Linked DNA regions of Mus musculus: regions 1, 2, 4, 5, 6 and 7 are each linked to region 3. A link is a loop called in an ENCODE intact Hi-C map of the cell type or tissue named here. Cell type or tissue: heart. All regions are shown on one strand.

Region 1 (4,000 bases), 210 kb after region 3:
AATAAACTACTGCAGACATCACCAGGACTGGAATGACACTACTCTGTGTACTCCGTTGCCATGGCAACGAGCAATGGGAAGATGAATGTTTCCTCGTCACTCTGCTCTGCAGTTCACGTCTATAAATCAAACTTGCATAAAGAACACAAGATTTCTGCTTCGGACTGTACTCAGGGTGGGTTTATTTTCCTGTTCCTGTATAATTATGGAGAAGCAGCAGAAAACAATGAGGTCATTTTTAGTGGGGAACAAACTCAGAAATTACTAATACACCTGCGGCATACAATGCCATTCATCTAGCGAGAAACAAGAAGCAGGCGAGCCAACCGGCAAATGAAAGCCTGTCTGCTTCCTGGGCACAGCCATGCCACCGCTCCTTGGCTCTGGCTGAGAACTGCACATTCAGAGCCTGGTGTGCCCTGCCTTCCCTAGCCGGGCTCTGCCATGGATACAGCAGCTCCTTAATTACCTGCCTCAGGAGCAGGCCGGGTTTGCATTGTGCAATTGTGCAGGAATGCATTCCATATTTAGTATGGACGTTTACTGAGGCGGAACAAGGTACAGTTGTTTTTATTTACATGGAAAATGGCTCACTGTGTCAAAGTCAGGGAGGAAAATAACACAGTATCGTGGAATTGGAAGTCAGTTGATCCCAGTTAGGATCCGACCTACGTGACCTTGGGTAGACACAAGCGTTAGTTCAGGCTCCATTTTCTGAGCTGTGCAAAGGGATGTTGTAGATGATTCCTGAGCATCTCCATTATTCAAGTCCAAGGCACTGTAAAGGCCAAATCTCAAAGACCTGATCATGGCAAAGCCGTTAGCTGTGCTAGTTCTTAAAGAGGGTACACTTGGCTCTGGTGTTTTTAACTTCTCTATTAGCAAACGCTTCACCATCAGGTGTTTCACGGTTATCATTGGACAGAAACCTTCTGAGCCAAAACACAGAAAATGTACTAAAACTCTCAGTTCAACTAAATGACAGATACTCCTATAACCTACGTTTATAAATTTATAATACATTTAAATCTAGGCAACAGGACCATTTATTAATTTCGACATGGTGGGAGGATCTTGCAGCTTCTGTAAGATTTTTTTCTGGGGAGTGGTCACTGAGGTTGACCTCAAGGCCTGACACATGCCAGCAAGCAATCTACCACCGAGCTACATCCTCACCCAGCATCCGGCTTCTTTAAACCCACAGACTCTGATGTGTTCAGGCTCTCCTAGAGTACATCTTTGTAAGCCCAAGACCCAGCACGGCCTGATAAAATTTTGTAGAATAACTCAGTACCTAAACAAACTCTTGGTACCACCTTTTTGTCCCTTGTAGCAAATGGGCACTTCCTTTTCCACCCTTAAACAGCTTCATATAGACATACAGAAGCCATCCCTGTGGGTGACAGGAAAATGTCTGGAACCAAGATAAAACAACGGTAGTATCTTTTGGGTAAATCTAACAGTTTTATGGAACTTTTTGACCTTAAAAAATCACTTTGGGGGTGTAGAGCATAAGGGGTCCCTAGAAATGAGGAAGGTCTCCTGTCCCTTGCTAAGTCTTCAGGGTTTTTGCTACCGGTACCAAAGGAACTAAGTCTGTGCACACAGCCACGGAAGCATTAAGGTGGACAAAAGCAAAGGTGCACCTGGCCTTATGTTCCTGACCTCAGGGAATGTTTGTGCCGCCACTGGGGAAGGCAGGCTGTAAAGAAGCTGAGGAGCTGGCAGGCGGTTATGAACTGTGCAGGATCTGCCTGTGCGACGTGCTAGCGCTCTATGCGGCCTCATCAGAGCTGTAAGCAAGGGCTTCGGGGGTTAAAGAAACAAACCTCACCCCAGCAAAGCAATGTGCCGGCTGTCGCAGCAATACATCCATAGAAAAGCAAACTCCTAATAGCCATAGGCCATCAGCATCTGTAAATCTAACTCTGGCACATAAACATGACCAGGACCACCACTCCACTTCTCCAGCATCCATTACCAGCCGCACCCGTCTCCTCCAGATGAGCTGGCTCAAAAGGCTATTGCAGGATGGAGTTAGATGTCACACAACCCTGCAATTTCCAATAGATGGGCATTAACGTGGGCCAATCATCTCGATACGGGAATTTACTATAAATGCATTCTGCTTGCCATCTGAGAGATTTGATCCATTTCTTAACCCTAGAAAGTACATGATTTGGGCACACACTTTATGCTAAAAATTCAAAACCCAGTAAAAATAACATTTATTAAGAAAGGCTTCAGGTTTAACTTCTCCATTCAGTCAGGCGTGTGTGTGTGTGTGTGTGTGTGTGGTGTGTGTGTGTGTGTGTGTGTGTGCGCGCGCGCGCGCGCGCGCGCGCGCATACAAATGTATTAAATCAGAGTTCTTAGCACCACCAACTGGACAAAGAGATCTACTACACATATGCTAGGCACTCAATTTGTTTTATTCCTTGAGAACAGATCATAAATGTTTATTTCACATTTAATTTATAATAAAGTAATTTATTTCATTCATCAAATAAAATTAAAAATGCCTCTTTTGTCCGCCAAATTAATGTTCACTCACACTGGTTCCTTCAGATAAGGAGGCAGATTCTGGTTAGCTTAAGTCTACCTACTGGAGCTAATTTGATTTATTCTACTATAAACACAGACTCTAAAGCAAAGACTGAGAACTGCAATAAAAACTAGAAACTTGAAAAAGGGCAAATTCAATGGACTGCATACCATTCAAGTCGTTGGTGTCCATAGCAGACATCAGTTTGGGTGGAAGTAAAATGACTGAGGATATAATTTACATTTAAATATTTTTTGAATGTGTAAAAGATTCTTGATTTCACATGTTATTATTGACCTTGCCTTCCTAGTTAAGGGCACATGCCTGGCAATGTGCTCTAAACACGGAGGGTTTGGGAGAGCCCTGAGGGTGAAGATATGACTGCAAATAAACCTATGAAACTGCCCTCCCCAAACAAGTAAATTAAGAGATTTGTGGGAACTTGCTGCCATGGAAAGTACATCTAGTCACTTGTGGTCATGACAAACATACCCTGAAGAATGAATAACAGCAGCAGTATGAAAAATCTAGTCTCTGAAGACCTCTCTACTAGACTATGTACAGGCAGACAGACAGGCAGGCAGAAGAGGCTGCAATGTATAGTCAGCCTCTACATAAAAATCACAATTGCAAGCCCGATAAAGAAGACAAATGGGAGCTGGCACAATGGCTCAGTGGGTAAGAGCACTTGCTTGGGCAAGCATAGGATCTGAGTTTGAATACCCAACACCAACGTAAAAAAGCTGGGCATGGCTGCACCTGCCTATAAACACAGCAAATGGAGGTGCGGAAAAGTGGATCCCGGCAGCTGCCAGATGGACAGACTAGCCAAAACAGAGACCTTCTGGTCAGGGAGAGAACCTTTCTAATGAGAATAGGGTAGAGATCAATAAAGCAAGATATCTGATACCCTCTTCTGTGTATATACCTACACACTCACATTCATGCACCTCATACATCTCACACACACACACACACACACACACATTCACATACCCACATGTCACTTACATTCATGCACCCCACACATCACATGCACATTCATGCTCCTCACACAACACACACACATAATCATGCACCCACACATTACATACTCACGTTCATGCACCTTACACACAACACACACACAATCATGCACCCACACATCACACACACATTCATGCACCTCACACACAACACACACACAATCATGCACCCACACATCACATACTCACGTCCATGCACTTTACATACAACACACACACACATCATGCACCCATATATCACACACATTCATGCACTCACACATCACACACTCACATTCATGCACTCACACATCACACACTCACATTCATGCACCCACACATCACACACTCACATTCATGCACCCACACATCACACACACACATCATGTACCCACACATCACAAACACACACACACACACACACACACACATCATGTACCCACACATTACA
Region 2 (4,000 bases), 88 kb after region 3:
CACCAAGCACAAAGCAAATCTGCTTCCTTTCTTCCCAGGTGCTACTTTAAAGACTTGTTCTACCATATCTGGGCTGGTTTTCTTGCTAATTTTCTGGGGGTATATGAAAGTGCATCTGTGAGTGTGTGCTCATATGGGTGTGTGTGTACTTGTGTAGAGGCACAAAGAAGCCAGAGGTCAACCTATAGTCTTGTTCCTCAGGAACCAGCCATTGCTTTTTGAGACAGGGTCTCCCATCGGCCTGGAGTTCACGGATTAGGCGAGGCTGGCCATTAAGCTCAGGGGACTGTCCTGTCTCTCTAGAGCTAGGGTTATGCACCAGCCCACTTAGTCTTTTACTATACATTCTGGGGCTCGAACTCAGGTCCTCATGCCTGTGGGCACAGACTGAGCTATCCTCCAAGGCCCTAAGTTTTGTTTTTGATACTTTCACTTTCTTATAATCTATCTCATCCGATACTAAATCCCAAGATTATTACAGTTCTACAGTGAACAAAGATTTGTTGCAAGTTTTGTGTTCTTAGGTGACGGGACTGCATACGTGCCTCTGTAACCACTGTAGCTGGCTGTCATGGCAGGGCGAGTCATGGACAACGTTACTGAAAATATAAATTGATACCCCAATACTGCAGGCTTTGAACTGCATGTTACAGGGATAGGCACTGTCTGCCAGAAGAGACGACCACTGAAATCTCCAGCACTGGGAAGTCATTTTGTCCCTGACACACTGGAGTAAAATCTCTTGACAGCAATATTTGCTTGTGCCATACACTCATCTTTATAAGCCTAAGCAAAAGAACAAGTTACTGGATGGAATTGCTGAGGAGGACTAAGGACATGGGCAGAAAGATCAGGATGGAATGGAAAAGAAAATCAGGAATGTTTACAAGGACATGCTCGAAAGGATTTGGTGACTGAATGTCAGAGCCAGGGAAGATGGGGACAAGGGGAGACTCTGAGGCAGCTGACTCAGATGACAGCTTGGGTGGGGGATGGGTGGGGAGGCTGTCATCAACAGAAATAGAAAACACAGGCTAGGAAAACAAGTTTGAAGATTGGGGGGAACAATGGATCTGATTTTAGTTCAGGGAGTCTGCTCTGAGGTGGGAATGTCTGGCTGGCAAGTGAAAACACAGGCCAGGCTGGAGTTGATCAGAGGTCAAGATCAAAGACAAAGCCTTGTGCATGGAGTCCTATCAATCAGGGGCATAAGAGGACTCCTGGCCGTGCATGAAATCATCCTTGGGGAATGCGTGGATCAAGAAACACTGGGCCAGTCATAGGATTTGGGGAACCATTCACACTTACAGACTGGTTCTGGAACAGGAAACTGGGAAAGGCAGCAGGAAAATGGGCTCAGAAATAGCATGAAAAAATCTGTGTCATGAAAGTTGCCGGAGGGCTCCAAAGGCCTGCCACCCCCTCAGGCCCATGAGAAGGAGTGGCGAGCTGAGGTCTGAGAGGGGCTGGTATGTGTGCCCATTGGCAGCTCACGGGTAACCAGTGCAAGGTGCGGTATCAGGGAAGCCCAGAGTGGCGCCAGTGAGGGGCTCAGAAAGGTCGGGAGAGCAATGCTGCCATTCTCCTGTGCCATCTCCAACTGCTGCTTCTTTTTCTCTTTGGAAAAGTCTTCTCTGCTGCCCCATAAATGCTAATGTCACCTAGGACTCTGTCCTTGGCTGGAAGCTCACGGTGGTAAAGGTTCTCTGGGTTTCAAATGACAACAAGCAACTCCAGCTGGCTTGAGCAGAAAGATTTATTGGAAGGCTGCCGTCACCTCACAGGACCCGAAGCGCTAGGGACTGAGTCTTGCTCTCAAGCTCTAAGCAGACACCAAGCTGCTTCTCCTTTACCGTTGCCTCTGTCTATTTTTAAGCCCCTCTATGCTCACTGCAAAGCAGCTGCTTGGATTTTCCAGGCCTTGTGACTGAAAATATATGCCTGCTACCCGTTCTTGAGTCATATCCACTCAGCCACTCAGAGCAGCATCTCAACAGTCTTGATGTCCTCCAAGAGCCGAGACTGAGTTGATCATCAAGAACAGATGCCTGCCTTTTAGGTCACCCAGGTGGCATCAGGCCAGCAAGGTCACACTGCACAGGCAGTAGTATGGGGAAACAGGTCCTGAGGCTGGGGAAAGCTCCTCCAAGATAAAGAAGAGGTTAAATCCTAAAAGCAAGGGTTAAGGACAAGAAGGTGCACGGGCAGCTAGCTTAGCTTCTCTGTCACCCTCTCTTTCTTTCCTCTGAGAGCTGGGATATTCCTGAATGCCAGACTCCAGGGTGTACATCTTATTCAAAGAGGTTCCAGCCAGAAAGGCTGCCCAGGTCATCAGCTTCTCTATGACCAGCTCTGGCTGCTTGTACCTGAGCCCCCAGGGGACATGTCCATATCCCCTCTGGGTGAACCAGAGCTGAGTGGGCTCAACCAGAGCCTGTCCCTGGATGCACTGAACTGGGATCTGGATGGATCATGGACCAGAGCTTTTTGAGGAATTATAGGAAGGAGGGCGAATCTGGAGGTGTTGTGGGTCCTGGCACCTGGCTGCAACCCTACCCTTCCTCCTCTAGGTTTCATAAATTAGCTCAGTGATTTTCTTTTCTTTTTAATTTTTCAAAGTAAGTTTTCCTTGAGTAGTTTTGTGTCATTGAGATAAAACATCTTGGCTAATCCAGTATGGAAGTTGCTCAGTGGCTGCTTCCAGATCCACCTCTTGCTTCCTACATCTGCGGTAGGAAGTGACTACTCCCTCACTCTTGCTCAGGACGAGCAGGGTCCAACTGGGAGTGCAATACAGAAGTTTGGAACTCTAGCTGTTACTGAAGAACGGCTCTGTTAATAAATGCTATATATATATATATATATATATATATATATATATATATATATATATATAAAATAGATATAATGCATATACACATATAATATATAAAATATATGTATGATAAAATATATATGTATATTATATAACACATATAATAGAAAATATGTATATATGTATATAACATATACATAATGTACATATAACACATTAGAAAAATAATATATACATTCAATATATATACACAACATATAATATATATGTTGTGTATATATATCATATATATATACCAACATACACTATATATGTATATATGTATACACACACACACACATACATACCATAAATATGATATTTAAGAAATCAAAAATATCTCTTTAATATTTTGAGATCAGGATCAATGATTTGGTTTGTCTTATAATGAAAACACTTGCTGAACAAAGTCAGAAACTGGACTACTGTGCACAAAGTCATACACACTTCTCAATGATACCAGTAATTCATTTCTGCCTCTGAAATAATATTTCATTCATGTTGAGAAATTATTTTCATTGCTTCTTCATTTAGTTTATGAATGTTTGACTAAGCCTTTAATTTTTAACAAACTCCGTTTGAGGATAATTTTAGATTTATAGAAAAATCATGAAAACAGTAGAAATCCTATCTATCCATCACCCAGTCTCCCACACTATCACAAGTAGCAGAGGAAGTCCAGGCTTGGTTCATCTCTACCGTATGGTCCCTAGGGGCCCGTTAGGAGACCAAATTACATTTCAGTCAAATTACATTTAGTTATCCCATCTCTTAGGTTCCTCTGGTTTAGCATAGCTAAAAACTTTATTTTTCTTAAGGCTATCTACTAATAATTTATATGAGCATGAAGCTTGTTGAATGTTGGCTATACAAATTTATATTTCTACTTGATCGTTTAATGTTTAACACTTTAAAAACATAAATTGCATTAATTATACCACAAATGTTAATGTTGTGAAACACTTACAAGGACAATGTTGGTATTTCAGAGTTATCTTTAGTAGATGCTGAGCTGTATGTTGTGACTTGATGTGATCACTGGCGCCCAGGGGCATGGCAGGGAGTGGAGACTCCTAACTCTAGGATGGCTGGAGCTTCAGGTCCAGGGCAGAACTACCTAGAACCAGAAGTGTGTGGCAGAGGGCT
Region 3 (4,000 bases):
CCAATGTATAACCTTTGTGAGAAAGAGCTGTGGGATAATGAATGAACAGTCAGAGAGATGGCGAGAATTACCAAAGAGAAAACATTAACAAGGGCTAATTTAATGATAACATTCACTGTCGTTTCAACAATCAACATATTTAAACCAGCAAATCCGAAGTCGATTCACTGATTCACCCTTTCCATGAAAAATTTATCAAGTATACATAGTAGCGTAGGTTGGTTATTTTTCTCCTCCAATACTAGCTAAACAGGAGACTGTTGTTTTCAGATGCTTGGTTGCGCTTTCAGAATTAATCTTCTCCCCTCCACCATGTAAATGATACTGCTCTTCTGTTTTGACCCTGAAAGGAGAAAATGACTAAGAGTCAGAGAATAGCTATGCATGTGTCCATACACCTTGTTTCATAGCTAGACACGGTGGTGCATTCCTGTGGAGTAGGAGAGCAGGAGAGTTCAAGGCTAGCCTTGGCTACACAGCAATTTCTTAAAACTGTGCTCTTTTTTGTTATTGTTGTTGTTTTAGACGTTGTCTAGCTGTGTAGACCAGGCTGACCTCCAACCTGCAGTGGACTTCCTGCTTCTGCCTCCCCACAGTGTTACAGTTACAGGCATGTTCCACCATATCTGGCTATACTTTAAAAACTCAGTCACCGACATCAGCCATCACTGTGTGTGGGTACAGATGCACCTGGGCCTGCGTCCTCTCCTTCCATCTTTATATGGCTTCCAGGGGTCCTACTGACTTGTCTGGCTCGCACGGCAAATACCTTTACCTGCTGAGTCATTTCATCTGCGTCCCCATAAATACTTTTTATATGATCATCTCACCAGCTACAAACTAAAAAAATCGGTAAAAAGTAGTTTTTAAAAGCGATTACTCTGACAAAGCGATGGGTAAGAAAGTTGCAAGTGAATGATCCTTCGGAGTGGAAAAGGTTAGCTGTAAATATTCTTTTGAAATATACCGTGAAGGATTTTCACTTTGAGATTAGGGCTGTTCATGCCTCCAGGTTCAAGTGTTGCTCAATCAGCAAGGTGCTCAATTCCCGGTGATTGCTGCTCGGGTTTCTTGTTGATCGAGAATATGCATAATCTCAGCCCAGAGACATTTACCATAAAAATGAATCTAAGAAATAGGCTTTCATTTAAATTTTCCAGTTGCAGTGGATCGAGGAAAATATATGCAGAACATTAAGATGTGAAAAGCTCTGATTCAAACAAGACCAAAGAGGCTGCTTCACTATGTCCCTAACGTTGTGTTCGAATTTAGATGGCAAGCTTTTCCTGTTCAGAGCCCTTGTCAATTTGATTAAAATCACAAACACGTGACTGACTCCGCCTCAGTTAAAAATACTCTCAAGCCAGAGAATGAGCTTTGTATATGCGAGTGGCTTCTCCTGCCCTAGCGAGACTATTGCCCTAGCAAGGGGCGGAGTGGGGTGGTGTAAACGGTTTAAATTTTAAAACCTCTAACCGGATTCTCCGGGTGAAGCCCACTGCAGATTGCCAGTCCGGATTCAGAATCCAGTATACGGACATTTTCGATTTTAAAATGGCCCTTAAGAAATGGATCATTTATTTCAACGTTGTTTTCGAAGACAGAATTTGGAAGCCTCACCGTTTTCTGCATATACTCTTTCTTAGACTTAAAAAAAAAAAAGTCTTTCAGGAGAAAACATTTGCGTAAAAGAAGCACAGCCTCAAGGCCGCTGGTGTGTGCGCGTGAGGGAGCGCGCACGCACGTTTCTGCCGAGTTTAGACATTGCCGGGAAGATCAACTCGGTCCCCAGGAACTGAAAGTCTCCAAGCCGTGACCCGCCCCCGTAGACGTGGACCGGAGCACGGGATCCGGCTACGCCGGAGGGGCGACTCGGTGGCTGGGCCATTCTGGGCGAGCTGGGGCTGCCGCCGGGCCGCCCACACGGGGCTCAGGGCCCGAGCTTCTCGCAGAAGCCGCCAGCATCAGGCGCGGCGGCTGCGCTGCCATGGCAACCATGGCCTGCCGGTCCCCGCTCTCGGGCGCCGGCGCTCCAAGCCCGGCGGGGCGGGGCGGGCGTTGCTAGGAGACCTGCAGCGGGCGTCCGCCTCCGCGGCGCGGTCTCTGGGCTTCCACCCTTCACCTACTTCTGCCTGGTGGTGACTGAGGTGGGGGGTGGAGGTGGGGGTAGGGTTGACGGCCACGTGGTGGCCCAGTGTCTCAGAGCTTCTTCCTTTGGAGAGAGTCGCCCCTTCCTGGCCCTCATGAGGTCCACTTTCCTTGACCCAGGAGCAATGTGGCCCTTTCTGGGGAGGAAACACCTCTGTTTTGTTTCCTCTCCCCTCCCTCCTCGTCTGTCCTCACTTGATCTGATTTAAAAGTCCCTAAAGTCCCTGGAAGGCTTCCTAACCCACTGTTCTTTCCTCTCTAGCCGGATCCATGTCTTGCGTTCAACCAGGAGATGTGCAAAGCACTTTCTGTATGTCATCTAATTCTTTTAAATAAAAATCTTATGATATAGAGGTTAGTTAATTCATTTAACATAAAGTGTAGCCAAGGTCAAACAGCTGGGTGGATGGGACAGGATACTCATGAGGTCCAGTTTTTTTAGATTGCTCAAATTTCCCCCTAGGCTGCCTCTTGGCTAGACCCCCATTCTCTCTGCTGTCCAAGCACGCATACCCACACCAACTGGGACATGCTGTCTGGAACAAGGTCTGACAAGAGGATTGAGAACTTGAAATCAGAGATGGCCAAAATACCTTTGGACAAACGGTTTACACTGGGATGCATCCCTGATAATTTGCAGATGTCCCTGTCTGTAAAGTACTCCTGGCACAATGAGAAACTCGAAATTCTTAGTAAAGAGAGAAAATGGTAACCAAAGACTGACTCGCTGGTTGTGGTTATCCCGTGTTGGGGTAGATCCTTGGAAGGAGGGGTGTAAAAAATTGTTTTCTACTAAACTATGTCCACAAAGTTTACCTATTTATCATTTATTTATTTTTCCTAGGGAACTGTTGGGTTGTCATGGATATGTGTGCAAGCTATTTATTAAGGAAGTGCTTCCAGCAGAAACTATTATAGGGGGAGTGGTGAGGAGCCAAGCTAAAGAGTAATAATTTAAGGTGAAGATCCAGCCACAGCTTGACCCAAAGCATCCATTTCACAGCAAGGGTATCCCTTGTACAACCATTGTTAGTTTTCTCTCTCCCTCACCCCAGCCCCGCCTCCATCCCTGCAGCCATCTTTGGCTGCATGGAACCTTGTGAGCATAAACACCTAGTGTTCTGGGACCTTGGCTGGGCCAGGATGAATTAACTATTGTAAAATAAAGAAAGGAAGTCCTCTGTCGGAAGTTGGAAGTCCGAGATGTGAGCAGTAAAGCATCTAAACACTCGGGGGCTGGGTGGGACCTGGCAGGATGGGAAGAGACTACCTATAGCACCCATTACAGTCTATCTCGCCACCCCCACCCCTCCACCCCACAAGGTAAGTCTATTCCACTCTGCCACAAATTATTCAAGGTTCTAACTGGTGACAGATTTAGTGAGATTAAACCATAGCCACTGATTCTACAGTTGGTCCAAAGCAATAACTAATATCGATCTACCCAATTACTATCGTCTTCTAAGAGCCCTCTGCTAAGCCAGGTGGCTCAGTCTGACTGAGCCAACACTGAGCTCGGTTGACCAAGTGAGCCGACACCGATTCCTTGAGAAATCAGAGCTCTTTGCAACCATGTCTCCGTTACACAGTGGTTGCTCCAACTGGCTTATTTTGAGTTCAGCCTGGGTATGGAGGAAGCTAGTATCACCCTGGTGGTTTAGCTGAGTATCAGCATCTGCCTTCCTGTCCCTTCATGTGTCAGTAGTCCTGCCTCCTCCTCAGGGTTGGTTTCTTCTGACAGTATGGTAACCAGTCTCTGCTTTCAGAGTGCAAAATGGGCTGTAGCTCTTAATTGGATTTCCTTACACATCCCTTAGTACAAAACACCTCCCTCAATGAACTAGAGCCTTGT
Region 4 (4,000 bases), 230 kb before region 3:
ATAAACCTTTTATTGGCCGCAGCGTGGCGAGACTAAAACAAATCAATACGCGCCCACCGTCCCTCCCAGCTCACGCGAGGCCCAGAAAGGCTTGCAAAGAGTCAGGGTGCGGAAGAGGCCCCGAGAGTCTCGGGATGCTCGCGGCCCGTGCTGAGCGTGCTCGGCTAGGGAGGGGATCTTTGTTAGGCGCCCGTTCGCGGTCCTGGGGTCTGGAGTTGATCGGCACCCTCTGCCAGACTCGAATTGCTGAGGATGCCTGTTCCGCAGACAATACCAACTCTGTCGCTCTCCGAGTCGGAGGGGAAACCGAGGCACGAGAAGCAGCCAGCACGTCGGGGCAGGAAACTCCTGGGCGGGCAACTTCCCGGCTCAGGACTGGGGTCCCCCCACCCCGGGTCCAGCTTGGCCCGCGCCCCGCATTGCGAGCCCCGTCCCCGTGCCGCTGCGACGGCTCTGGAATGCGGACCCCAGCCTGGGTGGTGCGGGCGGGCGCGGGCACCGACTCACCTGGCCGAGCGCGGCGCCGGGCCGCCGCTGCCTTCAGCGCAGCCGACAAAGTTTCGCTGGCGCCCAGCGGGCATCGCTCGGGGTCCCGCAGTGGACGCTCGAGCCCTGGGCGGGCGGCGGGGGGCGGCCGCGGATGCGGGCGACAGGGGTGCGGGAAGCGGCGCGGCATGGGCCCCGAGCGAGCGTCCGCGGGCGCCGCGTCCTCCCGCCGGCCCCGCCGCTCTCCACGCCCCGTCCCGCCTCCCGCTCGCCTCCGCTGCGGCGCGTCGGGGCCGGGGCGCGCCGAGCGGCGAGAAATTGTTTCCACTGCAAACAAAAAAAGGCGACACATGACCAGGCAGGAGGAGGGGAAGCGCGGGGAGGGAGGGGCGGAGAGAGCCGGAGAGACGGAAAACGTGGGCTGGGCGACCCCGAGCTGCGGCGCGGGTCCGCAGGGAGGCCCTTTGGCCAGGCTGGGTTCCCGGGCTCCCGTGCGGCACCCAGGGACCCAGGGGAGCCGGGCAGGTGGCGCGTGGCCGGCCCTCTCCCCTGCTTCAGGCCACACGGGCGGTGCTGCGCAGCTGGCAACGTGTCGCCGCAGCGCTTTTACCCCGGCCGCCTGCCTTACAAGGCTCGAAAGTAAAAATAAAAAGAATTACGACGCGAGCGAGGCTTCTGAGGGTGAAGAGAGAAGACTCCACTTCTCTCCAACTACTACTGCAGCACTCCCGAGGCGGGTCCAGTCCTCCTCCACCATGTACCTCTTGCCGGGGACGAAAAAACTGATCCCCAGCCTAGGTTGCCTTGGCTTCGGAGGGCAGGAGGATGGCCGCAACCACCAAGGGAGAGGTGAACCCCAAACGCAACGTCAGTGGGTTCTCCCCAGTAGGCTGGGCTAAGGGCCCCCATCTGGAAGGAAAACAAATCTCCGTCCTTTACCATTTTGAGCTTCATCAACTAAAACGATAATCTGCAGCCTCCCACCCCGCGCCCCCCAATGGCGCAGCCACTTCACCCAGTCTCCAGACACCTCCAGAGAATGGCCACCCACTGCTCAAGGCTCACCAGCCGGCTGCCTTTGGTGAGGATGAAAGCAGAGTCCAATAGGACACCCTGCTGGTGACATAAATAAAAATAGGATTGTGCACCACTCCCAGGTAGCTAGGCGAGCAGGTCCTACAAAGAGAAGCCCAAAGCCATCCTCCCACGCCCACCAGAAAAGTGGACAGCTATCTGTGAACTGGGCTGAAAAACCCAGCTGGACAGGAACTTTTATCATAGCCAGACAGGGAGAGAGAGAACAGTGAGAGAAATACCACGTGCTTCTGAGAAGTTTGTTTCAAAAAGAAAAAAAAAAAAAAAAAAAAAAAGAAAGAAAGAAAGAAAGAAAGAAAACTCCAAACCAATCTGAGACTCAATCCCCCACTTAACAAAACTTCAAGATTAGGTAGGTGGCAGGCAATCTTCAGCAATTCAGACTCACAGAGACTTCACTCCTTGCCAAGCAGCCAGAAGACCTGAAGAAGCCCAAGGTAGCCTGAGGTCATCCAGCGACACCTATGTTATTGAGCACATCTTGTGACTAAGCGCGGAAGGTACCCGGTGGCAGGCACATTAGATCATCTCTGGAGTCGCACACCAGTGATTCTAAGGCCCACTACTGGTAACCCAAACCAGGACAAGAGAAGATCAGCCACCTGTGGCTCAGCTAGGGCAGGTCCCCCTCCTACAACAGCGTGTCACTTGACAATCTTTAATCCTCACCAAAGGTCAAAACTGACTTTAGAGAATGTACTCTCCCTGCTCCGCCTTGAGCTGCCAGCCCGCCCAACCCCTCTCACACTTCCTAGGCATCTCTCTACTTAAAGTAGGCCCAGCACATTATTTCCTCCCCAGTCCTTCTTCCTAGGTTCTCAAAGCAGGTTGATTAGGCCTGAACTATGTATGTCATTCTTAAAACTCCCTTCCTGGTCTACAGAGTGAGTTCCAGGACAGCCAGGACTATGCAGAGAAACCCTGTCTCGGAAACAACAACAACAAAAACTCGCCTCCTAGGGTGTGAGCTGGCCATGCCAAATAAACAAAAACTGAACACACAGGACAAGTTTAGGCTCTAAGAAGCCATCGAGAGAGGAAGGAGCACAGTGAGTGGGGAAGCTGCCTTTAATGGGCTGGTCTTATCTTTCCTTTCCCTCTGAGGGCATTCGCAAGCTGAATGAGTAGCTTGTCTGGAGAAGCCTATGAGAAACATCTGGAAAGCCAACCCTAAGTCCCAATACCCTTAGGTGGGGGTCCTAGCTGTACACATCAAAGGAGCCCCCCACCCGGGGGCTGATTGTGCTGACAACCTCTACCTCAGGCAGGAGACGGAAAAGGGGCAGCAAACAGATTTATTGAGTATGACTTGATTTCTTATTTTTCCCTTTTCCGTTCGAGATATGCTAAGAGATGTCAGGCAGGTGTTGTCCCAAAGAGAGAAAGGAAGGCTGATAAGGAAGGTGCAAGGTCCACAGGTCTGCCTGCCTGGTGATCTAAAATGGACCCCAGCAGACCTTTGCTGTAAGCCAGAGTGAGCTTGGTGTGCCCTCCTCCAACAGTGATTCAACAGATCCCTGGCTCTGGGACAGGCAGCCTTGACATTAGCATCCAGGGGCCAAATTCCTGTAGGAATGGCCTCATGCTCAAGTTCCTGCTGTGTTTTCCAAATATACCCTAATATCTTGGGTGCCAAGAAATCTCAAGCAGGCCAAATAATTTAAACTATTGTTTTAAATAGCTATTTGACAGCAGAATCCTATCTCAGACCCAGAACTCATTTCTGTTGTTGTTGTTGTTGTGGTTGCTGTTTGGAAATTTGGTTTTCTTGTTTTGTTTTGCCGCTGCCTCCCCACTCCCCAGACAGGGCTTCTCCGAGTAGCTCTGGCTGTCCTGGAACTCACTCTATAGATGAAGCTGGCCTCAACCTCAGAGATCCACCTGCCTCTGCTTCCCAAGGACTGGGATTAAAGTCACATGCCACCACTGCCCAGCAACATTTATTTTCTGATTGCCGACTTGATGGGATCACTCCGTACCCCATCTGGACACAGACTTGTGTTCTGGGACAGCCAGCGCAAGGCAGTATAGGCCTCCATTCCTCCTTCATGGTTCTTAATGGAATAACTGATAGTCCCTCAAAGCAGTGACAACTAAGTAGATTCCAGAGAGACCTTGCTGTAGGTGCAAAGACCTGAGGCAGGCCTGGAAAGACGGCCCTCTGCTCCAAGGTAACAACAACTGGTTCCAGTAAAAAGCAGGCAGCTCAGCTGGTGGCATGGAACTGGGGACAGGATTCCTGCTTTTGTCCCTCCCTCCAGTTCAAGGTATTTCTTGCTTCTTGCCAGTAGAGATACTCTACTCTCCTCCCTGTGGGACAGCTTGCTTATGGTCACACATGGCTTCCCGGCCATAGTTCTTAAAGTCCTCTGGTTTTAGCATCCACCATCTGCAGACTGTCTCAAGTCTTCTGTCCTCT
Region 5 (4,000 bases), 65 kb before region 3:
TCGCTCCACTTAGGAGCACCTCCTCCCCCTGCTCAGCCACCAAGAACACCCTGCCCTTTGCTCCCCTGAGCACCAGGCATAGCCCAAGGGAACCTGTCCAACCCCCCAGAGACCTTCATGATCAAACACCTCAACTCCACCTGGAACCGGCTTGCAAGCCCGGAAACACTTCATAACGCCTTTGCCAAATGACCCTGCCTCCGCTGGCTGCATTCTGGTCTCTAAGTCTGTAAAAAAGGACTTTTGTTCTAACAGGAGAGACACACCTCTAGAAGCAGACACATAGTTCTACAATTAATGGCTCAAATGTACTCTTTGCAGCCTTCCTCTTGCTTAACTCAGAGGATCCAAAATGCTAAGTAAGCATGAACGCTCACACTGGCTTTCAGGCTCTTCCCTGAACTATTTTCAATAAAAATACAGTTATGAAATCCAGAGGGCTCTGTTTTTTGGTTGTTGTTGTAAAATGACCTTGGTTTGACAGGCATGGTCTCAGGTTTCAACAGATGTTGTGGGAAAGCTAACAGAAGCCAGCAAGTTCTCCAAGCATCTGTGATGACATGCAGGGCTTTTTTTTTCCCCCCTAAGTGGTGGTCATGGTAGTGAATGCATGTGTGGTGGGGGTGGGGTGGGGTTACACTTCTCAGTTTCTATGACAACCATGTCTCCATTCCTGGGTTACTAGATACCATCTACTTCCTGTGTCTAAATATTTAAACCAATCAGAAAAGTGTTTATACGGTTAACAACTTCTGGGACCCAGCTTCTTTAATGAGGCACTTTAAGGCTCAAATGAAGATGTCCAGAGAGGCTGCAGGCTGTCTTATAGAGATCCCGCTTCATCCCCTATCTCTAATTCTGCCTTCTGTGGTAAAAGACCCCCCCACCCCCGCCCCTTCTTGGATGTGAATTGTATTCTGCTCAAAGCAGACGCCACAATTTCTTGCAATAGTCTGCAAGCTGATCGGGATTGCTTGCCTTTCATTGTCTGTTTTCCCTTCCACTGTCTAAAGACTTAGATTTAGCGCGAGAAACATACTAATTCACAAGGCACTTAAATTATCAAAGTAATGATACAGTTAAGCTTCCATCTGTTGGTGTAGCTATTTAAATGCTCAGATGAAAAAAAAATTAGGAAAAATTAATTCCAAGTTGAGCAACTTTGCATCCTACAACTTATGGAGAGAAATCACTGTGAAGCCCCACATCTATCAGTGCGAGCTAGAAGCTGACATCTGCAGAGAAATTTGTCACCAAAATGGCCTACTTTATCTGGATAGAAACAACAACACAAAATTAAAGATAAAGACACCCAGAGCGAGCCAGATGCACCCAGATCAAAAGAGAAACCAGGCAGGAACCCATGTACAAGCCGGCAGATCTGAAATTAAGACGAGGTTTTAAAAGACGGTTTCGGGTGACTGTTTTCCTAAGTCCCCATCAGACTGACCAATCAGTGTGAGAGTTAGAGCGGGCTCCAGACATTCGTGCAGTCTTCAGGGCTCTCTGCACCCTCAGAGCTGCTCCCCCTGGCTAAGGCAGAGCTGGAGATCAATGGAAAAAACAGGGAACAAAAGGGAAATACTGATGTCTTCCTCAGCTCCGAGAGCCATCCCCATTTTCCTCAATGAGCCGGTAGCACCCAGCCTACAACAGCGCCACGGGGAGCTTCCACCAGCCCGGTCCAGTCCTTTCCGGGCTGGCAGTTTCGCCTTCGCAATCCTGTGTCCCAACGCTAGCATAACCTGGTGACGGAAGGCTCCCGGAGCCCAACCAATTGAAACTAATAAATTAAATAAATTAATAACCCCCACGATTAAAAGCTCCCAAGAAAGACCGCGTTCCCCTTTCCCAAATGTCATTCCCAGACTATAAACAAAGCATGAAAAATAGTCTCCCGGGCTAGGAATCTGGTTTTTTTTTTTTTTTTTTTTTTTTTTTTTTTTTTTTTTTCTCCTCAATGCAACGTTTTTCTCCAAAAACAGAAACACTCCTGCTTCCTTCAATGGACATTCTGGTTTGTCCATGTCACGCCGGGATATGAAGCTCCGGTATTTGAAAAAGAGGTTTAAACTGCCCATAGACACTCTGTTTATAATTGATAGCAAAACAGTTACGACAGCGATGCTGTAACTCTGCCCCAGCCAAACTCCACATTTAACACGTTAGTTCCTTGAAAATACAAGTCATGCCTGAGGACCCTCCAGAGCCGCCTCCCTCCGAAGTCATTAACGGAATTACATCAATTATTCGGTAATTTTTATAAATATCCATTGTCTGCTAATTTTTTAAATTAAAATGTAAACCCAGCTATCTACAAATTCCAGAAAAAAACTTTTCTTTCTTTTCTTTCTTTCTTTTTTAAATGAACTTACTTTTGAGACAAAAACTAATGAAAATAACCAACTCGCCATCCCTGGATCTTTCCCATTCTGGGCTGCATGCTATAAATCAATCCAAAACTAGGAGCACAGATGGGGGCGGACACCTTAAGATAAAAAGCCAAGGGTGCCCCCCAAAATGGGCAGCCTGGGCAGCGAGGCTCGGGGTGACAATGCTAACCCGGGCAGAGGCTCGCTAGGCAGCCAGAGAGCCGCATTTTCCTTACCTTCGATCGCCTGCCCCCCAGCTGCTTCTCGCGGCCGCATTGGGGGGCTGCGGCGGCGCTGGACTCGCGGGGGGCCCCGCCGCCGGCTCGCGCCGTCTCCCAGCCGAGCTGCACCGACCGCGGCCGGAACACCCGGCTCCAGCGCCCGGCGCCTGCCCGGGGTCGGCGGCTCGGCTCCCACCCGGGCCCGGAGTCCTGCTGGGTCCTAGCGCTCGCCGTCCGGGCCGCGGCCCGCTCTGCAGCCTGCACGTACTGAGGGGCAGCCGGGGAGGGGGAGCCCTGGGAAAGCACGAGCGGGAAAGCCGAGCCGCCGTGGGTGCGGAGAAAGCAGAGCTCAGTGCCAAAGCCTGGGTGTGCAAAGAAAGGCGCTGGCTCCAGCCGAATTCCCAGAAGGCAGATGCTAGAATCTGCAGCCCCGGCGGAAAGCACAAGCGTGGCCGGGAGGGTTGCTCCGTGCACCTGTGGTATAGAGTGCGCTCACAGAAGGTAAGAGACATCGCGGGATCCTCAGAGATTTCAGAATATCGGGGAGAAAAAAAGTGGACAATTTGTGCGCTTGAAACCAGTTTCCCCCCAATTTGTCCCCGTTAGAAGTTTTTTGGTTTTTTTTTTTTCCATTTTGCTTTCTCTAGCTTTATAATTTGTGTTTTAAATAACAAAGCCCCATATGGCTCACCACGTAGTCATCTGATTTTCAAAAGACCTCTAAAATTACATCAAAATATGCACCCATGTATCTCCTAAGAAATCAACTAGAGAGAATTAATGGTGGCATATGGTGTGCCTCGTAGAGAAAACTTAATTACAAATTAAAACAAATGCGAAAATTCCCAAATCCCATAAACCAAAAGTAAATTATGATCCTGGATTGATTCACAAATCAGCTCGTGCGCCATTAGAAGGACTGTAAAAATTCTACGTTTCTTTCTGAACAAGTGTGTTACCTTGCAAGAGTTCACTAAACCAATGGCTCCCAGCCCCTCCCCCATCCCACCCATACTCAACCCCACCTCCACCCCATCTTCCACCCTCCTGGCTCTCTACTGTGGCCTAACTGGAATCTCGCAGGTTCTCCTTTAAGAAGACAATTCCATTAGCCCCTAATTCATGATAACAGTGCTTTAGTTGGGGAAACCTGTTTGAAAGGCTTGGCAACTGAAAAGTATTCTTTCAGGGATTCCTACAGTCTAAGTTAGAAGGTCACAGTTCAGCCAGACTGCTAATAGCAACAACCGCCTGTGCTGTGGTTTACACCAAAAAGAAAACTAAAACCGTGGCTTCTGACTTCTATTTTGAGAGCAGGAAATGTCCCTTTGAGAAGTGCTGTGGCCTCTCCCTTCCAGCGATAGAAGATTTTTAAAACATTATAAACTGAGTGTCACAGGTGACTCT
Region 6 (4,000 bases), 530 kb before region 3:
CAGCCCCTGACTACTGCAGGGGCCAGTGCTATACGCCTCTACCTCCAGGAAGAGGTGACCCTGGCTAAGACTTAAATGGAAGCAATGACAGAGAAGAAAAGGACAAAGGTTCTGGGTGCATCTTGTAGGGCAACACACTGAGATCCAAGTACTTTGTGGCCACCTGTGGGTGTCCTCCGGATATGGTACACAGTCTTAGAGACGAGCCAGCCCTTCAATACCTACCCTAGGACCTTTGGCTGTATGAAAGTCTACAGGGTCGGGGGTTGGTGAGCACTCTACCCTGGAGCCACCTCTTCCTCTTCCTTGTCTTGTGTTTATGATGTGCAGGCAATGACCTTGTTCTCCGGTGAGATCTTCTGGATTGAGTAACTCACAAGGGCGCAAACTTGGAAGCTTTTTGGACAGTCCCACCCTTTCTCCACATGCTCAGAGCACTTGCTAGCTCTCTGGGCATGCAGACACATTCGGTTAATACCTCTGTGGAGTCGTAACTCTGTATCCTAGGAGTGGGGAAACTCAAACAATATTCTCACCGCCATTTGTTTTTCTCCCACATCAGCCTTCTGATCGGGCAGTGATGGGGCACTTTAGAGTAAGGACGGGAATGGTGGCAATTAGTTCTCTAGACTCCAGACAATTTAGGAATCAATTTAATCCCACTAATAACACCCCTGGTGGATACTATGGCATACTATGTATACAAAGCACGCTCGCTCTTACTTCCTTACCTAGTCTCTATGTATACCAGCATTCATATGTTCTATGCTCACAGCAGACATTATTAATCAATCACGATACTTCTCAAACTGATCCTTCAGGAACACTCTCTACACTTCAGACTTCATGCGCAGGACACGAAATGCATTTGCCAGCCCACCTCGACTTCCATCAAGTGAGCCAACCTAGGAAGAGTGTCTAAGTAAGTCTTTGGTTGAGGACTAAGCTTTCTGGTAGGCAACCTTCCTCTTTACCCCAGAAGGTGGTTTTCTGGTTTTCTTAGTGTCTGCATGGCTCCTGGTAACCTCCTCAGGCCTCAGTGTTCCTGCCTTAGATTCTGGCAACAGATTCTCTGTGTTTTCTTGGGCTCTCTCCCGTCTCCTTCTGGTGACAGAAGAAGACAGGGAGAGACAGAAGTTCAAGATGATCAGGATCCAAGAAACATGCTGTTCAATTCAGTTTCTCCTTCCAGGATTTTTTTTTTTCTGTTAAGGAGTCATCATCCCAGGGTGTCTGGTACCCAAGAGAGCCGATGGCACAACTTAAAAACTGTAGCAAAACAAAGGGACTTGAACTCCGGTGTCAGTTCACAGCCACTGGGCTTCTGCACTGTCCGCCACTAGGCAAAGATTCTCCTTGCCTTCCGTAAGCGTGAGGTGTTTCAACGACTTGATTTAGATTTCATGCGGAAGTAACTTTAAGGAAGGACTCAAGAAGAGCAGGCCTGGGTGAGAGTGGGGTGGAGGACAAGATTTAGGGATGGTTTCTAGTCCCTGCCCTAGGCCTCAAGACTGGGGCTGCCCCAGTCTGTTGGAGGAGACAAGCTCTCGGTACTCAATTTATAATGCTTTGATTCGCGTGTACACTAGGGGGCGCAAGCAGGCTTGTTTTCCAGAATGGCCCTAACAAATCCTCAGCGATTCTAAGGAATGGGGTAGAGGAGGGATGTCAGGAGCCACACTGTCTCTGAAAAGTGCTGAGAGTAAACGGATGTTTGAGGATGGGGTCTAAGAAGGAGGGTAATATCCTCACTAATTGCTCGAAGCGGTTTTCTATATTTGTCCACACCCCACACCCCCCATCAGCCTTGGAACTCTGAGCTGGGGCTAAAAGGGCAAGTTATGTGAGGGCCTGGGTTGCTCCCGGACTAAGCTGGCAACTAGGCTGGCAGGCTGGCAGCCTCGAGGTGAGTCAACACATGGAAGCTGGTGGCCCAGAGCGGCTCTTTCAAGCTGGCTGAGACTGAACCTCTACAGTAAGGCCAGTGTTTCACCCAGTCCTGAGTCAGCCAGCCAGGAGACTCGGGTCTATGGAAAAAGGCCCTACATACCTTTGCTCTGGAAAGAAGGGCTGTGCGTTTGGCCCCCAAATGCAAGAGCTCTTTTACCAAACGGACCTGTGCACCACTGACCTACTTTTTCCGTAGAGTAGACGGAAGCCAGCCCAGGAGTACACGGCCTTCTTCCCACCCGTTTCCTCCAATGCCTTCAACAGTGGCCTTGTTGTCCCAGGCTAGGGAACTACGGGTGTGGACCGTACTTTCCTGGCCTACCGAAGGGAAATGAGCGGAGGAAATCCGCACAAGGTTTTTTTTTTTTTTTCTGCCAAATATTTCTTCCCCTAGGAAGACAGTACATTCAAGCTACTGAGTGGAGACTGGAGTTAGGCCAGCCATAAACTATCCTAATGAAGACTAATAGGGAACTACAATTACTGTTGACTTCAGAATGCAAACACGAACTTTAGACAGCGATCCCTATCAGCCGGGGCGGTCGGGCACAGGCGGGGCGCACTGTTTTTGCGGTTGCTTAGCAATGGAAAATGAACTGTTCCTGCCTCTTATCACTGGAGGTGGAGGTAGGACAATGAGCGTTATTGGACTGAATAGGTATAAAATTAGTTTATTCTTTCTCGCTTGGAGAAGGCAATTGGCAGCAAAGAGAATGTCTTGGATGAGGGGCCCTGCAGAAGTTGGGGGAGGAGGGTGGCCTCTTTTCTATCTCAGCTGATCCCAACCAGCCTTGTGTTTCCCTCCAGATAAAGTTTGATTTTTGACTGTGAGTGACCCTCCAGAATTATCATTAGAGAAAACATATACAAATGTAAATCACAGACCAGGTTGGAAATGAGAGTTGGGGGAATGAAATCTTAGTAACAAGAAGGTTAAGGGTAACCCCCAAATCCACAGGTCGAGATACATAACTGAATGCAATGTTAAATATAGACATCTTAGGGTCTCTATGCTTGGTACTGTATTAGATCAGATGTAATGATTTTTAGGTAAAAGAACGTATTGTGGAAAATCAAAACTGGCACCTCCAAAATCCACAGTGAAGATGGTCGCCTGGCCGGAAGGTCTTGTGGCTACGCAGAGGGATTTCCTTCTTTTGTACGGAGGGTCTCTTTCTGCAGTTGTGGTGCTGACCTCTCCTGAAACTACTATGAAGTCAGTGGCTTTGGTGAAAGGAAACCCACCGGGGCTTCCTGGGCAATGGCATGGAAAGGACCTTAGACTCCACTAATGCACACAGTTGGATAGAAATTGTCGGATACACTGTTCCTAAAACAGCAGGCTGAGCCCGGGGTGGGCAGCTGATGGCAGAACCACCCCGTTCCTATGCTTTCTGAACAAGGACTCTCTGTGTAGCTGGGGCAGACCTCTAACTCACAGTCATCCCGCACCAACCTTCTCAATGCCGGGGTTATAGGTGTGAGCCACCGCTCCTGAGCCACCAGCATTCATGGTAACTTGTGGCCATTGAGAAGTTGACTTGGATGAAATCACACGGGCTTGCCAACAGCAAATCTTTTTCTTTTTTCTTTTAATTTAAAATCAACACATAGGGTTTGACTCGATGCACGCCACATGCCCTAGAGTCATAAAAAAGCCTAAAGGTATCTTCATTCCCATTGCTGTGACCTTATATGATGTAAAGATTAGGCAGATGGGATTGGATTAAGGATTTTGAGATGTAAATCCTGGGTTCTTCAGGTGAGCCCAACTGGTGACAAGGGTCCTTATGGGGAAGAAAGGCCATGTTTCAACCTAAACAGAGAAAGATCTGAAGACACCAGGCTTCTGACTTAGAGCAAGAGGACGTGAGCCAAGGAGTGTAGCAGTTTCCCACACCCAGAAGAGTCAGAAACGCATTGGCTCCGGGAGCTCCCACAAGAAACACATTCTCCTTCAACACTGTGACTTTAGCTGAAGGATGGCAACAGTAGAATTCTGACCTCTGGCACCACAAGAGAATCCAGTTATGACATTTTCAGGCACAGA
Region 7 (4,000 bases), 77 kb before region 3:
CAATTCACAATTCTGGTCATCCCAAGTAAAAATATGTTAAAAGAAATTCTCAGCTGGCCACGGAGGTGTGTGCCTATGATCCCAGTGCTGGCAAATGTTAGGAGGATCAGGAGTTCAAGACCAGCCTTTGCTGTATAGCAAGCTCAAGACTAATCTGGGCTATGTGAGAGCCTGTCTTAAATAAAAATAAAATAAAAACAATAAAACCTTCACACCAATGTTCTTTATAATAAAACTGCACAGCCTCAGATGAAGAGAATGTATTTAAAATTAGGAAAGCACTCTTGAAGCGTGTCCAACACAAATGGAAATTAGTTAGACTTCAATGATTGCTCAGCCGCAGCAGATGCCAGAACATAACAGGACACAACATTTTCACCCGAAATCCAGTTGTTAAAATCAATAACAAAAAAAAAAAGAAATACAACGGGCCAGAGGGATGGCTCATCAATTCAAAACACTTGCTGCTCACCCAGAGAATCTAAGTTCGGTTCCCAGTACCCAGGTCAAGTGTCCCACAACCAAGTGTAACTCTAGCTTCAGGGCATCAGTGCCTCTGGCTTTCATGTACACTTCACACATATACACAGAGTTAAAAATAATTTTTTTCTTAAAAATATAACTTAAAATTACATAGCAGGAGCCAGCAGGGTGACCGGTGGGTGATTTACTTGTGGCTCAAAGCGGATGACTTGAGTTCAATCCCCAGATCCTACAGTGGAAGCACAGAACCAACTTTTGAAAGTTGTCCTCTGCCCTCCACATGTAAGCCCTGGCATTTGAGACTCAAGCCCCATCTACACACACACACACACGCACACGCACACGCACACGCACACGCACACGCACACACACCACTAACCCCTGGTCATAGTGACTTATGTCTGTAATCCCAGCCCGCGGGAAGCTGACTCAGGGAGACTGCTGCTCTCAGGTCAAGAGCTTCCTGGCTACCAAAAAGATTCTGTCTCAAAAAGTCAGTTAAGCTTAGAAAAAGAATATTTTAGTAACTTATTGAAGAAAAAAGTAATAAAAAAACTTAGAACCTCTTTAGAGGTAAACTTATTAAAACTTTCAAAAGCTAATTTAGTTCTTAGACTCAAGTGATAGATGGGGTTTTTATATTAAAAATATTCAAACTTAATGAACTAACTGCAACCTTTGGAAGTTACAAAAATTACCAAACAATAAGCTGCAAGATTAAAAAGAATAAAGACACAGGGAAAAACTAAACAGACACCATGAAGAGGACTCGAGGTGCTAAGAGGGTTTTTTTTTTTTTTTTTTTTTTGGAAGCAAGCAAACATACAAGTGATATTTTAGGAATGAAAATAAATTTTGGTATCATAAATATTTAATACAGTAGCAAACATGATACACATTCATTATATCCTCAAATGTCCAAACTCAGAAAGGGAATCTGGTACAAGAATACAGGGGAGTTTCATACTGCTGCGAAGAATGAAATCATGTTCTTGGCAGGAAAATGGATAAAACTAAACACACCATCACGTGAAGTGAAGGTAGCCAGCCTCAAAAAGACGGTCATGTGGCTTCTCCCATAAGCAAAACTGAGATTTAAGAATAAAAGAAATATGAAAGAAGAGGGGAAGAATGGCTCGCTGTCTTTTCTTTTTACAGGGCCAGTAGGGGGCGGGGGTGAGAGGATAGGAGGGAGGGACCAAAGCAAACAGGGCACATGAGCCTGCGCAAGCACACCCATGGATACACACACACACACACCACATACAAGCATACCACAGTCCAACAAATTATTCTGTATGCCAACTAAAAGGTCTCAATGGTCATGAATTGCCAAAACGGAATCGAGAAGAGTGTGGCGAAATAATCTTAACACAGAGGAAATGGAGTCGAGTCACTTTTAGGATGGGGATCCTCCAGAGGTACTCTGAGGAATAAAACCTTTTAACAACAGAAGAGAGGGCTCTATCTTATTCTAGAGGGTTTAAACAAAACAAAACAAAGCAGTGCTATCAAATCTTGGTAAGAAACAAGAGCTAGGTCCTAGAGAGACGGCTCATGAGTTAAGAGCTCTGGCTGCTCTTCCAGAGGACGCAGGTTTAATTCCTATAACCCATGACCACATGCAACTCCAGTTCCAGGGCATCCAATGCCTTCTTCTGGCCTCGGCATGTCGAAGCACTAGGCATGCACACATTACATAGACTTACATGCAGACAAAACACTCATAAACATAAAATAAGAAGTGTTTCAGAAAAGAGAACTATGTAGAACTGAACTACACTCCCGAACACAGACATAAAACCCTAAGAATTATCATCAAACCAATCTCATCAACGTTCGCAGACTTATAGAGTTAACACTGACAAATCAACTGATGAAAATCATCGCACTAAAGGGAAATATATATATATATATATATATATATATAGTAGTGTGTGTGTATATATAAATATCACAATGAGTACAGAAAAATAATTTGACATCTATCCAAGAGTTAGGAAATCAATAAAAAAAATGAGAAAATAAAAATAATGTTTGCACTGGACAAAGGAGTCTTCAACATACCCTGTCAACACTGTGTGTCTGATGACGATAGTGAGTACGTTTTGGGTAAGGTCACCAACGTGACACAGGGACCTACAGAGACTTCCCGTCCTCAGTCCACTGTGATGGGATCTATCCAGCTAGTGCAACAAGGGAAAAAAAGCCACAGCTACAAGGCCTGGAAAGCAACCCAGATGTTATCTGCATATGATATGATATGATATGATATGATATGATATGATATGATCACCTATAAAAAATTCAAAAGAATTTGCAACACATGATAGAATTAAGAAACTTAAATTATTTCTGGATAGTGTATTCTGGATAGTGCAACAAAATCAATTTCCTATTTTTACGATATGCATAACCTTGGGTATAGCAAGTAGCCTACAGGCCTAAATGTAGCACATGTTCACTAAAAATCATGTATCAAATTTGATGCCAGCACCATTTCTAAAGCCATATACATTAGATGGCAACAAAAGACCATACTATCGCTACATGTAACAATCCGCCCCACCTAAATTCTCAGAAACAAATTGATAAGTAGGAAAAACAAATACAAAAGAGAATACACTGTATAGTTTTACGTTATATTATGTTTTATGTATTCACTTTGTGTGTGTTTGCAGGCAAGTGCATGAGTGTGTAGATCACAGACAAGTTACAGGAGTTGATTTTCTCATTCCACCATATGTGTCCCAGGATTTGAACTCTGGATGTGAGGTTTAGTGGGAAGCATCACGCTGCCTGAAGATCTAGATCTAGAACTCTCTCCAGCCTGTCTGCCTACATGCTGCCATGCCTCCCTCCATGATGGTAATGGACTAACCCTCAAGACTGTAAGCCAGTCCCAATTCAATGTTTTCCTTTATAAGAGTTGCTGTGGTCATGGTGTCTCTTCATAGCAATAAAGTCCTCAGACACTGTGTAAGCTATCTCATCGACCAGATTATTTTTATATAAAATTCACACACAGACAAAACTAGCCAGTGATGCTCAGAATTAGGGAGGTGGTCATCCCCAGGACAAAGCGGTTTAAGGTGCAGAAGAAGCTTCTCAGATGTAGATAATGCTCAGTTTGTTGGTCTAGATGTTGTTACGTGGCTACGTTCACTCGAAAATACACACCAGTGGGCTGGAGAGATGGCTCCGTGGTTAAGAACTCTGGCTGCTCTTCCAGAGGACCTGAGTTCAAGTCCCAGCACTCAGGTGGCATCTCACAACTGACTAACTACAGTTCCAGGGCATCTGACACTCTCTCACACAGGCATATATGCGGTCAAAACACCAATGCACATAAAAATAAATAAATAAATAAATGAAAATCTTTAAGAAATCAAGCTAGAGACCAGTGTTCTGCACATGTATGATTCAATTAAAAGTTTAATAATTCAAATAAGTATAGAACACGCTGGTCCACAAACCAAGACACAGAAAGAAATGCAGCTGTACAGCTAGCTCATCT

The links. Peaks named below come from ENCODE experiments on the same cell type or tissue, not always from the same donor. Only the 100,000 strongest peaks of a DNase experiment are listed, where the experiment ranks them.
Region 1: it touches region 3 in a loop (2.3-fold over the local background); 11 of 42 quality-filtered maps call a loop at or near these places.
Region 2: it touches region 3 in a loop (1.8-fold over the local background); 5 of 42 quality-filtered maps call a loop at or near these places.
Region 4: it touches region 3 in a loop (2.1-fold over the local background); 7 of 42 quality-filtered maps call a loop at or near these places.
Region 5: a loop joins it to region 3, with 3 times the contacts of the local background. A loop is called at or near these places in 19 of 42 quality-filtered maps.
Region 6: a loop joins it to region 3, with 4 times the contacts of the local background. A loop is called at or near these places in 7 of 42 quality-filtered maps.
Region 7: it touches region 3 in a loop (2.3-fold over the local background); 2 of 42 quality-filtered maps call a loop at or near these places.

What each region holds. Positions count from the first base shown.
Region 1 is chr12:99,836,545-99,840,544 of GRCm38, forward strand. The region is part of intron 5 of Efcab11 (EF-hand calcium binding domain 11); the gene reads right to left. Among named protein-coding and RNA genes, the nearest start is that of Efcab11, 45 kb to the right of the region's middle. In heart, a CTCF peak has its summit at 2,402 (motif pointing left); no DNase peak of the experiment used is centred here.
Region 2 is chr12:99,714,357-99,718,356 of GRCm38, forward strand. It overlaps Efcab11 (EF-hand calcium binding domain 11), which reads right to left. Exons shown (of 6, transcript NM_030172.2): 6 at 3,175-4,000. Among named protein-coding and RNA genes, the nearest start is that of Gm19951, 73 kb to the left of the region's middle. In heart, no CTCF peak of the experiment used is centred here; DNase peaks (open chromatin) are centred at 1,205 and 1,785; H3K27ac peaks cover 1,715 bases.
Region 3 is chr12:99,625,986-99,629,985 of GRCm38, forward strand. 1700064M15Rik (RIKEN cDNA 1700064M15 gene) reads right to left here and starts at 1,989. Exons shown (of 2, transcript NR_045288.2): 1 at 1,621-1,989; 2 at 68-343. In heart, no CTCF peak of the experiment used is centred here; a DNase peak (open chromatin) is centred at 2,056; H3K4me3 peaks cover 1,414 bases; H3K27ac peaks cover 1,468 bases.
Region 4 is chr12:99,392,245-99,396,244 of GRCm38, forward strand. The region is part of intron 1 of Foxn3 (forkhead box N3); the gene reads right to left. Gm51999 reads left to right here. Exons shown (of 1, transcript XM_030247043.1): 1 at 1-1,400. The coding sequence starts at 135. The coding sequence ends at 1,385. Among named protein-coding and RNA genes, the nearest start is that of Gm51999, 2.1 kb to the left of the region's middle. In heart, a CTCF peak has its summit at 1,604; DNase peaks (open chromatin) are centred at 487, 797, 1,487 and 2,147; H3K4me3 peaks cover 1,781 bases; H3K27ac peaks cover 2,845 bases.
Region 5 is chr12:99,560,863-99,564,862 of GRCm38, forward strand. Gm26839 (predicted gene, 26839) reads left to right here and starts at 2,979. Exons shown (of 4, transcript NR_136760.1): 1 at 2,979-3,094. It also overlaps a transcript of Foxn3 not described here. In heart, a CTCF peak has its summit at 1,663; DNase peaks (open chromatin) are centred at 89, 579, 1,599 and 2,809; H3K4me3 peaks cover 3,860 bases; H3K27ac peaks cover 3,685 bases.
Region 6 is chr12:99,095,502-99,099,501 of GRCm38, forward strand. No RefSeq gene overlaps it. Among named protein-coding and RNA genes, the nearest start is that of 4930474N09Rik, 65 kb to the right of the region's middle. In heart, a CTCF peak has its summit at 1,588 (motif pointing right); DNase peaks (open chromatin) are centred at 1,600, 1,880 and 2,210; H3K27ac peaks cover 549 bases.
Region 7 is chr12:99,549,157-99,553,156 of GRCm38, forward strand. It overlaps a transcript of Foxn3 not described here. Among named protein-coding and RNA genes, the nearest start is that of Gm26839, 13 kb to the right of the region's middle. In heart, a CTCF peak has its summit at 1,632 (motif pointing right); no DNase peak of the experiment used is centred here.